2 separate regions of the Mus musculus genome follow, and region 2 is linked to region 1. The links are chromatin contacts, found by Hi-C in ENCODE. All regions are on one chromosome and are shown on one strand. Each heading gives the region's core, a stretch centred on a gene start or an enhancer-like site at or near the end of the contact. The rest is flanking DNA. Distances are from core to core; before and after follow the strand shown. Region 1 holds the start of Rars (arginyl-tRNA synthetase). Region 2 holds the start of Nudcd2 (NudC domain containing 2).

Evidence for each region. Hi-C counts contacts between places; a loop is a spot of excess contacts on that map.
Region 2: a loop to region 1 is called in a map of heart, with 9 times the contacts of the local background. The contact joins the promoter of Nudcd2 here to the promoter of Rars in region 1. A Hi-C loop is called at or near these places in 3 of 37 maps with a recorded cell type or tissue (T-helper 17 cell, T-helper 2 cell and heart).

Annotation. Positions count from the first base shown.
Region 1 is chr11:35,831,414-35,836,628 of GRCm38, reverse strand. Rars (arginyl-tRNA synthetase) reads left to right here and starts at 2,101. Exons shown (of 15, transcript NM_025936.3): 1 at 2,101-2,192; 2 at 3,323-3,457. The coding sequence starts at 2,148.
Region 2 is chr11:40,731,878-40,737,040 of GRCm38, reverse strand. It overlaps Nudcd2 (NudC domain containing 2), which reads right to left and starts at 3,380. Exons shown (of 4, transcript NM_026023.5): 1 at 2,887-3,380; 2 at 975-1,023; 3 at 397-548. The coding sequence starts at 3,075. It overlaps Hmmr (hyaluronan mediated motility receptor (RHAMM)), which reads left to right and starts at 3,604. Exons shown (of 18, transcript NM_013552.2): 1 at 3,604-3,727. The coding sequence starts at 3,682.

The DNA of each region.
Region 1 (5,215 bases), core at 852-3,351:
CTAAAGCCCTGCATTGTTTATCCAGTGTTTGCTATTGTAGACCGAATTACTGAGATCCAGCATCCGCTGCTGTAGATCCACGGTGCTGAGAGTCACTCTCTACTGTTATAAGTTAAGTCGCAATGTTAAGCCACAGTAGTGAAGTCTATATTCTACTTGTTATATTCTAGATGCTTCTGGAATAACTCATTTCCATATCTTTGACCCATACCATGAGTACAGCTATCCCCAGAGCACGTTGCTAACTGAATGTATTAATGGGAATATGGTAAGGATAGCCATCAATTTCTGCCAACTATAGGATAGTGGGTAAATGAAGCTAATTGGAAATAGCAGGCTTGACGTTATGTACTTCTGGCCAACCATATGTATCTGATTCCCTAGGTTTCATATCTCACGCACCAGACACACCTGTTCACCATTTCAGCTCCTGACACAGTATTCCCTAACACATGACAATTACTGACTGACTGAAGGAAAGTCGAAGTCCTTCCAATCCGGCTGTGTAGCAATGGGAACATAGGCGTTTCTCAGTGGCTTGTGACCTCTTTTTTTTCCTTCCTTCTTCCTTTTTTTTTTTTTTTTTTTTTTTTTTTTTTGCTTGTTTGCTTGCTTACCTGGAGACAGGTCCTTACTCTACAGTCCTAAAACTCACTAACTCAGGCTGGAATGAATTCACAGCAATCACAGTGTTGTGTGTGTGTGTGTGTGTGTGTTTTTAACATTTTTTTATGTGCTGTGGTGATAGCCAAGTGCCTTAATGCAGCATTTTCTCAAAGTGGGTATAGGTACCACTGGTGACAATATAGAAAACTATAGGCCCGGAGAGGCAGCAGATGTAATCCCAGAACACAGGAAATGCTTGAGTTTTAGGCCAGCCCGCTCTACCTAGCAAAAAGAAAACACAGGTAGATATGGCTGCATTCTTTATTATCTATAATAATATGTTGATTGTTTTTGAAAGTTTATCTATTTTATGTATATGGGTGTTTTGTCTGCATGTATGCTTGCACACCAGGAGAGAGCATCAAATCCCAGGGAACTACATGTTCATAGGTGAGTGTGAGCTGCCATGTGAATACTGGGATCAAACTAGGACCTCTGGGGGAAAAAAAAACAGCCAGTGCTCTCAACCACTGAGCCACCTCTCAAGTCCTATATTTATTTAATATGTAGCATCTTTAGCCCACACACTCAGCCCATGGATTCATAGATATTATTGTTTAGGATGAAGATAAGTAAATTTTAACGTGAACTAAATCCATCTTGGTGGTAAAACCACGTTACCACGACCCTTGGAAGGTGGAAAGAAAAAGATCAGAAGTTCAAGACAAAAGATCAGAAGCTCAGCTAAATGCAAGACTACCCTGGGCTACATCTTTCAAACGAACAGAAGAGCCTGAGAGATGCTCCAAGAGGCTGCCTGGCTCAAGTCATTGTACCACCTTCCTTTCTTGGTAATTAAAACATTGTTTGCCTGGTAAGGAGGCTGAGGCAGGAGGATGGAGAGTCAAAGGTCAGAGTGGAATACAAAAAGTCTACACATGCACATGTGCGCGTGCACGCGCGCACTACACATACAATGAAAAGGAAAGCCATTGTTTTCTCTTTCCCCTTTCAGGCAGTCTCCATTAGTTTAAGGACCTTTTTTTATCATACATTCTAAACATCTTCACATCCTGGAGAGAGTATCTAGCACCTTAATGTGAACAACAACAAAAATGCCTGTTTAACAGAGGGATGAGTTGCAGGCAGTGGTGGCGCATGCCTTTAATCCCAGCACTTGGGAGGCAGAGGTAGGTGGATTTCTGAGTTCGAGGTCAGCCTGGTCTACAGAGGGAGTTCCAGGACAGCCAGGGCTAGAAACCCTGTCTCGAAAAAAACAAAAACAAAAAACACAAAAAATCAAAACAAAAGAGGGATGGGTTCTGTGCCCATGCCCGCGCCATGCCTCCAAGCAGAGGGTAGGTTGCTTTGGCCTGCTCCCCGCCTCTCTCGCAGTGTCTCCTGGATCCCGTTAGGGGGCAGCAGAGGGCGCGCCCTGAAAAACCAAAAACAGTGACTTACCCGGGTAGGAATTTCCGTTTCCGGCCCAAACTAGACACTTCCGCTTCCGGCCGCTTGGCATGTGAGTCGCTGACGAGAGGATGGACGGTCTGGTGGCTCAGTGCTCCGCGCGGTTGCTGCAGCAGGTTTGTCCCTGGGCGGGGCGGAGGGCTCTGGAGCGGGCGGCGGCGGGGCAGAGTCCGCAGTGGCTTCCACAGGCGGCCGCGGCGACCCCAGTCCGGGACCTCGGGGCTTGCGAAGCCTTGCTGCTCCGCTGGCCCTTTCCTCTTGGCCGGGTCGTGCGACTGTCACTCAGAGAAGAGAGGGTGGACAGCGAGCGAGGCTCACTCTGCTGGTCGCCCAGGCCAGGTTAGAGCAGGACAGGTGTGCCCTGAGACCCAGCCGGAAACTTCCCAAGAAGCCGCCAGTGTTGGTCTGGAACAGTGTCACAATTTTGAAAAACGAAAGTAAGACCAGCCCCTTTTCTTTTTCGGGCCTAGACACTAGCGTTAGGAACTCAGTTTGTCTAAGTCTTCCCTGGACAATAACTGCTTTTATGCAAATCATCCCCGAGGTGCAAAATAAATGGACAAGCTCTTTACTGCTGAGTCCAGTGAATAGTAGCAGATCTTGGAGAGATGGGGAAAAAAAAAACCATATATATATGAAGTTTACGTAGACCCAGAAAAGGCAAAGACGGACACTTGAGTGATTTCGAATATGACAAAAGATGGATTGACTCCTTTTTGTCTCGGGATCTAACCCAGAGCCAAGGCCTATGTGTGGCAAGCAGCACTGAGGGGTGCAAGTCCCCAACTCCTACTGATGTTTGTTGGTTTGTTTTGTCGTTTTTGATTTGGTTTGGTTTTTTTTAGTCCCAAGTCATTAGATTTAGCAACACAGGTAGTAAAGCCAGAAACTTGTACTCTGACTAAATCAGGATGCACCTAGCTAAAGAAGAGACTTCCGTGTTTGACTCTGGCCCTGGACTTTCAACTCACAGCCTCTCAACTGCTAGGACTGGAGATGTGTACTGCCATGCACACTTGGCTGAGTTATATTCTCTGCCCCGCAGTCCCTCATCCCCAGCACACACATGTGAACTCAGTTCCATCTCATAAAGGATGATTGCTGACGTCAGTAAAATCATTGCAAAGTCCATTCTCATTTTTCTACCCCACATGTTGTGGAGAGCGAAATGAGGAAGTCTGTGGTAAGGTTTGCCATTATCCGGGAAGCATTTGTTTGACCTGGAAAAGTTGCCTTTCCCTTACAGGAAAGGGAGATTAAGGCTCTGACTGCTGAGATCGACCGGCTGAAGAACTGTGGCTGCTTGGAAGCTTCTCCAAGTTTGGAACAGTTACGAGAAGAAAATTTAAAATTGAAGTATAGGCTGAATATTCTTCGAAGGGTAAGTGCTCCGGATGTTTTCAAATAATTTGTTGTTGCTGTTGTTGTTGTTACTGAAGATTCTAGAAGTACGTGCTATAAGAATTGAGAAGAGGAGTTTGTTTAGAAATCAGTTTTCCTGCATAAGGCAAGTTAGGACTCATTAGGCTGGAGAAAGTGGGGCGGCACTGGCTTCCCAGGGCCCTTTTAAGTAGTTTATTATGATACCCCTTTTAAGTGGTTCATTACGATGGTTTAATGGTTTGGAAGTTGAGATTTCTTCAAAGGCTTATGTCCATGCTGTCAAAGGAATGTCTTTTGTTTTTAAAACCATTTTAACTACTGTAAAAGAAACAGTTTCTCAGGAGCAACTAACAGGGATGTTTTAAAATGCACTCACTGATTCCTAACTCCTCTGCAATGAAGTTGTTTATTTTGCAGTTTTGTGTTATGCTTTATAGCATCTTTTGGGGTTCTTTTCATTTAATGTTGCGAAACTTTCTCTGCCTCTCCTCCTCCCCATCCAACAGCCTCTCTATACAGACCAGGCTGGCTTCTGGGCTGGGCTGCCTCCATCTTGAAGTGCATTTTCTTCTTCTGTGTCTCTCAGGCTGGGTTTACAGGTGTGTACTACCATGCCACCATTTGAATAGCCTTACAGTCCAGCAATGCTTATCAATGTAGTTTGTTTGTTTGTTTGTTTTAAAGAAAGCCTACCTTCAGCTTCTTTGGCCTGCCTTTCAGGTTTGCTGATGACACAGCCTAGCATGTTGCCTCATTCATTGTTCTCCAGTGTGTGTACTTCCTTCTGGATTGCACAGGCACCGCTCCAAGTCCTCATCTCAGGCGTCTGACCAGTCCTTTGAAGCACTTTATTATCTGTGTGGAGGCAGCTGTGCTCAGATAGCTTTGTCAAGTGCTTGTGCGCTGCTGAAGGAAGTAAGGGAAATAAATCCACAGCTGTGGTGAAAACAAACTTCTCTGTGTGCAAGAGACAAGGGCAGGCTGATCTTTTAGTTCCAGACCAGCCTGGTCTACAGAGTGAGTCTCGGGACAACCAGGGCTACACAGAGAAACCCTGTCTCGGAAAACCAGAGAGAGGGAGAGGGGGGGAGGGAGGGAGCATCAAAGGACTAAAGTGCTGTGTGCCATAACTTCACTCTGCCGCCTTGCCCTAGTTCTTGGGCCACATACTCCACCTTGAAAGCACGTACCGGATGGTTCTGGCAGGAGGTGTTTTACCCATGTTCTCATAAGCACGGCTGCCTCAGTTTTTTCTTATTGCTTTTCTGTCTTTTTTATGTGTTTTTAAGATTTAGAAACGTATTTAGTATTGTTTTTGAGGCACAGTTTCTATTTAGCCCTGACCTTTCTGGAGCTGTCATAAGTAGACCAGTTCTCAAACTCACATAGATCCTCTGCCTCTACCTCTGCCTCCAGAGCCTAGCCACTTAGTACATTTATTAAAGTACTCACAGAAAGCTTTTTCACACCGATAGCACTCATACATGATTGCTGTCACGATAATGCCACTTTTAAAGAATCCGTAGATTTTCGGGAATCTGCTTCTAATCTTAGTTTTCTCAAAAGCTGTTATTTTTACAAATTTTTATAATGTGAGGTTTTACAAAACCTCAAAACAGTAAAGGTGATTGTACCAAAATGTGTCTGCTTTTGGCTTTATTTGAGTCCAGGTCTCACAGTCCAGCCCTGGCTGGCGTGGTTTGTGCTCTGTGGCCTGTAGCTCTCAGACTTGTGCAGTCCTCCGTCTTGGTCTCCC
Region 2 (5,163 bases), core at 2,131-4,630, 4.9 Mb before region 1:
GAAAAATGAGTATACGCAACAAGGAACCGAGAAGTCTAGGTCAGACATATACCTGGAAGTCAGCATGATGCCGGTGGAAACTACCACTAAAAAAGGCCGATCAAGAGGCAGAAGCAAGAGGTGGAGAATCCAATGAAGGGACAGCTCCCTTTCATACTATATACCTACAGCGGTCCAGTTCTTTAGGTTAATTATTCATGAATTACTGGTGTGCATTCAGCATCGGTCTTACAGAAATGCATACATTTGTGAAATTTGAAACCTACATAATAAGCAATTTTCTAACCATTCACTTTAAAATTCACCTAAAAGGCTTTTTACACCTTTGTATAGCTTATGACCCCCTGTGCGTTTGAATGGAGTATCTGTACACACTCACTCCCACATCTGACTTACTTCTTTCTGGAATCGCTCTAATGTAAGTTTTCTCTGCATTTGGTCTTGCACCCAGGGGTCAGCTGCATATTCAGACTCTAAAAGAGAAGTCCAACAGTTTGCTGCATCTCTCTTGGTTTTTGTCAGGACAATGCGGACCATTTTTCTGTCCTCTAAGATAAAAAGAAAGTAGTTACAGAGAAATTACAGTGCATCATTAAACATTGTACTTTCCAAAGGCTATTAGGTACTATTTTTTTTTTTTGTTTTTGTCTGTTTGCTTAAAGTTTATTTATTATTATATATAAGTACACTGTAACTGTCTTCAGACACACCAGAAGAGGGCATCAGATCTCATTACGGGTGGTTGTGAGCCACCATGTGGTTGCTGGGATCTGAACTCAGGACCTTCGGAAGAGTAGTCAGTGCTCTTAACCGCTGAGCCATCTCACCAGCCCCCTATTAGGTAGTTTTGATAGACAATTGCTCTCAACACGTTTTTCTCCATCTTTCACAGCTACAAAGACAAGACAATATAAAGGAGAAATGATACCATGATCCAATTTTTAAGTGTATGAATCATAACAGATTTCTCTTACCCAAAGTCCATGTTCCTTCATCAGCAATTGTAGAATCAAACAGTTTCCCCTGGAAAATCAATATAAGGTAATAGAATTACAGTATTTCATTAAGCTTTATAAATTCTCATCATTAAGATTTGGCTCATTCCAAGCTAAGGCACATCTTAGGCCAAGTTCCCCTACCTGTAGGTGCTCAACCTTGAACTTTCGCCTAATCAGAGTCCAGTTTACAAATCTGACAACTTTACCATGGAAGAAACACACAGGGACCACCACCACTACACAAAACAGGAGAAGACATACTACTCTTTATGATAGAACGCAACATTAACATATAAAACGCTTTACCAATTAATTAATATGAACAAGACAGGGACTCCTACTAAAACTAGAAAAAATGTCCTATTTTTTGTTTTCCTTCTTTTGTTTTGCATTTTTTAAGGGGGTGGGTGTTCCCTGTGTAGCCCTGGCTGCCCAGGAACTTGCTCTATAGACCAAGAGCCTCAAACTCACAGAAATCCTGTCTCTGCCTCCTGAATGCTAGTATTAAAGGTGTGTACAGCCACCACCTGGTGACTATGTTTTGTTTTCTTGAAGCAGAGTCTGTCAGTCCTCAGCCTGTTCATCTCAACCTCTTTCAAGGTCACATATCAGATATCCTACATACCAGATATTTAATGACAGATTCGTAAATGCAAAATTACACTTATGAAGTATCAAGGACACTGTTTTTATTGTTGGGGGCCACCACAGCATGAGGAACTTTTTTGTTTGTTTTTGAAGACAGGGTTTCTCTGTAAAGCCCTGGCTGTCCTGGAACTCATTTTGTAGACCAGGCTGGCCTCAAACTCAGAAATCCCCCTGCCTCTGCCTCCTGAGTGCTAGGATTAAAGGCGTGTGCCCACCACACCCGGCCATGAGGAACTTTATTAATGGAGCGAAGCATTAGGAAAGGCTGAAAACCACTGCTCTATGGAGTCATGGAGCTGGCTTAGTACATCTGGCTTGCTGGCCTAATTCGCTGAGCTGAGATCTACCTGCCTAAGGTTCCCAAATGCTGGGATTAAAAGCGTGCACCACAACACCTGCCTTAAAAGTGCTCTCTCTTTTAAACTCAATGTTATTAAAGCTAGTTCAATCTCTTTTGAGAAGCTGGCACTAGAAAAGGCCAGTTTCTTAAAAAGGTTCAAATCACATGTTGCAGAAATTGATATCCAATTAGCTGTTGACTAATTTTCCTTCTCCTGCCCAAGGTTACAAAACACAGTATCATGTCTCCGTTCACCACTACATTATACAGTCATCCTCCAACAGGCTATGCATCTAATCTAGGTGTAAAGTATAGCCTGATTGTTATGTGAGTCTTAATAAATTCTTAACCAAAAACGGGGAAATGTGACCAGATTAAAAATTTGGTGAAATTAGGTAACTTCACACACCTTTTCACTACGATGAAGATCAACATGCAAGAAACTTGTTATTTAGAAAACCAATCTGACATCTTGGAATCCTCATCCCATTACCCTAGCCTTGCTTGTAAGTGCCTGTATTAGCCTACACGTCATGAACAGAGTTCAGAATCCTTTTGTCTAGTCTCTGGGACTCCCATCGGTGCCCAGAAGACGCATATTCGTTCTTTTGACCTACTTAGCCTTCTGTCAGCAGGAACTCCGGAGGAAATAAAAGCACCCCAAACCTATTTTAGAAATAAAGTGGAGAACAAAATCTTTGAGTTCTACCCGCGCAAAATCTGCTCTGTGGGTGCAGTGCTCCGTGGAGACCCCTCGCCAGAACAATTTACCACTTCTTTCTACCAGCCAGGAACTAACCTTGCCACACCCAGCAGTCATCCCTCTGACACCGTGAATTTTAGGGCTCGGGGTGCGGGAAAGCCAGAAGAAGGAACTCGGGACAAGCCCTGGCTTGCTACCTTGAGGATCTCGCGGCCACCCACGGCCAGAGCCACGTGCCGACTCTGCAGGCCGCACTGGATGTCCTGCGCGCGAGTGCCGGGGGGCACCTGGACTTCAATGAACACCTCCTCCAGGGTCTGGTACCACTGTCCCCACGGAGTCCCGCAAGGAACCACCCCGCTGCGCTCCTCAAACGGGGCGGACATTCTGAAGACGCCACGCAGGCACACGGCTCCGGGAGAGCACTACACCGGCGGGACTAGGCTCTGGGCTTGCCCTCGGCGCCTTGGGGTCACTGCACATGCGCAAGAGTCCAAACTGGCGTGTCCGAGTGTGCAAAATTCTCCCTTTCAGAGCCCATTTAAGACACTCGTGAGCCCTGGTGAAATCGACCGAAGCCTAGAGATGTTGACATCCAAAGAACACTGACGCCGGAACAAAGGAGAAAAGTGCCTGCGATCTTTAAACCTGTGTGACGCCAAAATTCCGACGCGTCCACCGGCCTGTGAAGTGCGCTTGCGCGAACTGGGCTACCCAGTAAAACTGAGTAAAACCAGAAGTGATTGGATAGAGCTGTTTGCGGCGACGATCAGGAGCAGCCTCTTATTGGCTACTAGCTTAAACTTACAAACCTTCCGATTGGGCGGCGGTAGGAATCTAGTGCGCATGCTCTTTGGACCATGCAGGATTGGCCAGATAGGTTTAGGTTTTCTGATTGGCTGAGGGGGAAAGTTGAGGTAAATTTGAATTCAGGCGAGCTGACAGTTTGCTGGGGCGTTTGATTGCTGTCTCATCTGGACCCAGGCGTCAGAATGTCCTTTCCTAAGGCGCCCCTGAAGAGATTCAATGACCCTTCGGGTACGTACGGGTGGGGGAACAGGGTGGGAAGGGGATGTGCCCTCGTTTCCCAGTCATTCGAAAGCCAGGTTAGGGCTGGGGCGGTGTTTGTTTTTCTCCAAATTCACGCAGTAAACACCTGGTTAGCGCAGTGTGGGATGGTAGAGACGCGGCCCTACGTGAAATGAGGTCATCCCTGCACACAGCGAGTCTTCAAGCGTGAGATTCCAAAATATGCCATCAACACCATGGAGAAACCACAGCTGGTTGAAGGGGATTAGGAGTTGGCAGGCGCTACTTTTCTTTTTAAAAAGAAGTTACTCTCTTTAGAATTTTCTGCATTGACATTGCATTCAGATATAAAAGCATAAAGACTGAGAAATCTGTTCAGTAAAGACAGCTGCCCACGGATTCTTTTCCACTCGTGAAACAGTTCTTTGGAATTTCTTTTTTAATATTTTATTTTTTTAAGGTTGATTTATTAACATGAGTATACTGTAGCTGTCCTCACACACCAGAAGAGGGCCTCAGATCCCATAACAGATGGTTGTGAGCCACCATGTGGTTGCTGGGATTTGAACTCATGACCTTTGAAAGAGCAGTCAGTGCTCTTACCCACTGAGCCATCTCATGAAACAATTCTTAAGTAATGTTCAGCATTTTAACAATAGAATAGTGGAACTTGGTGTGTAGATGACAGAGTAAATTGAGTGTAGATGGTGATAGCATTTAAACAGTTAGAATAAAGTAATTTTTAATGTTTTCACCTGTAAGAAATAGACACTTCCAGACCTAGTGGCCTGAGCTACATAGACTGTCAGTAACTCACACCTACAACAAATTAATAGCATGTTGGAAGTAAATGAAAAATGAGACTGAAATCCACTCAATTTTATGAAACTAAATTGGCAGAAATGGAGTGGGAACCCAGACTTCCAAGGATATATGCTATGCTCTTAAGGGCTGTGGTTTATGCACAAGTAACTAGAGCCTTGGGTGTGAGGTGATAGATGCTAACTGTGCAGCTGTACTGTCGTAAGGTCTATATGTTATTCCTTTGAACAGCTAGACGAGAAAAGTACCAAAGTTGTACTCTTTACAAATGAGAACATTGAGAGAGTTTCTGACTATATTATGCAGCCAGCAAGTAAGTGATGGAGCGGAAGATGAAAGGCCGGTTTATATCCTCTGTAGCATGTACTGGTTAGTAGTCTCTATCTGGTTTCTATCAACGTTCCTCCATTCACAAGGTCAAGTGAGTGATCAGACACAGCCATCTCCATGGCCACACCATTTCCAGGGAACTCAGACAACTTAGGTTCTACAGAACAGGGTAGATGTTTTTGTTTTGAGACAAGGTCTCTTGTAGCACAGGCTAGCCTTGTACTCCTGCTGCCACCTCCCAAGTACTGAAACTTAAGAGACCTGCACAACACACATGGCTCAGCTGCTGTTTG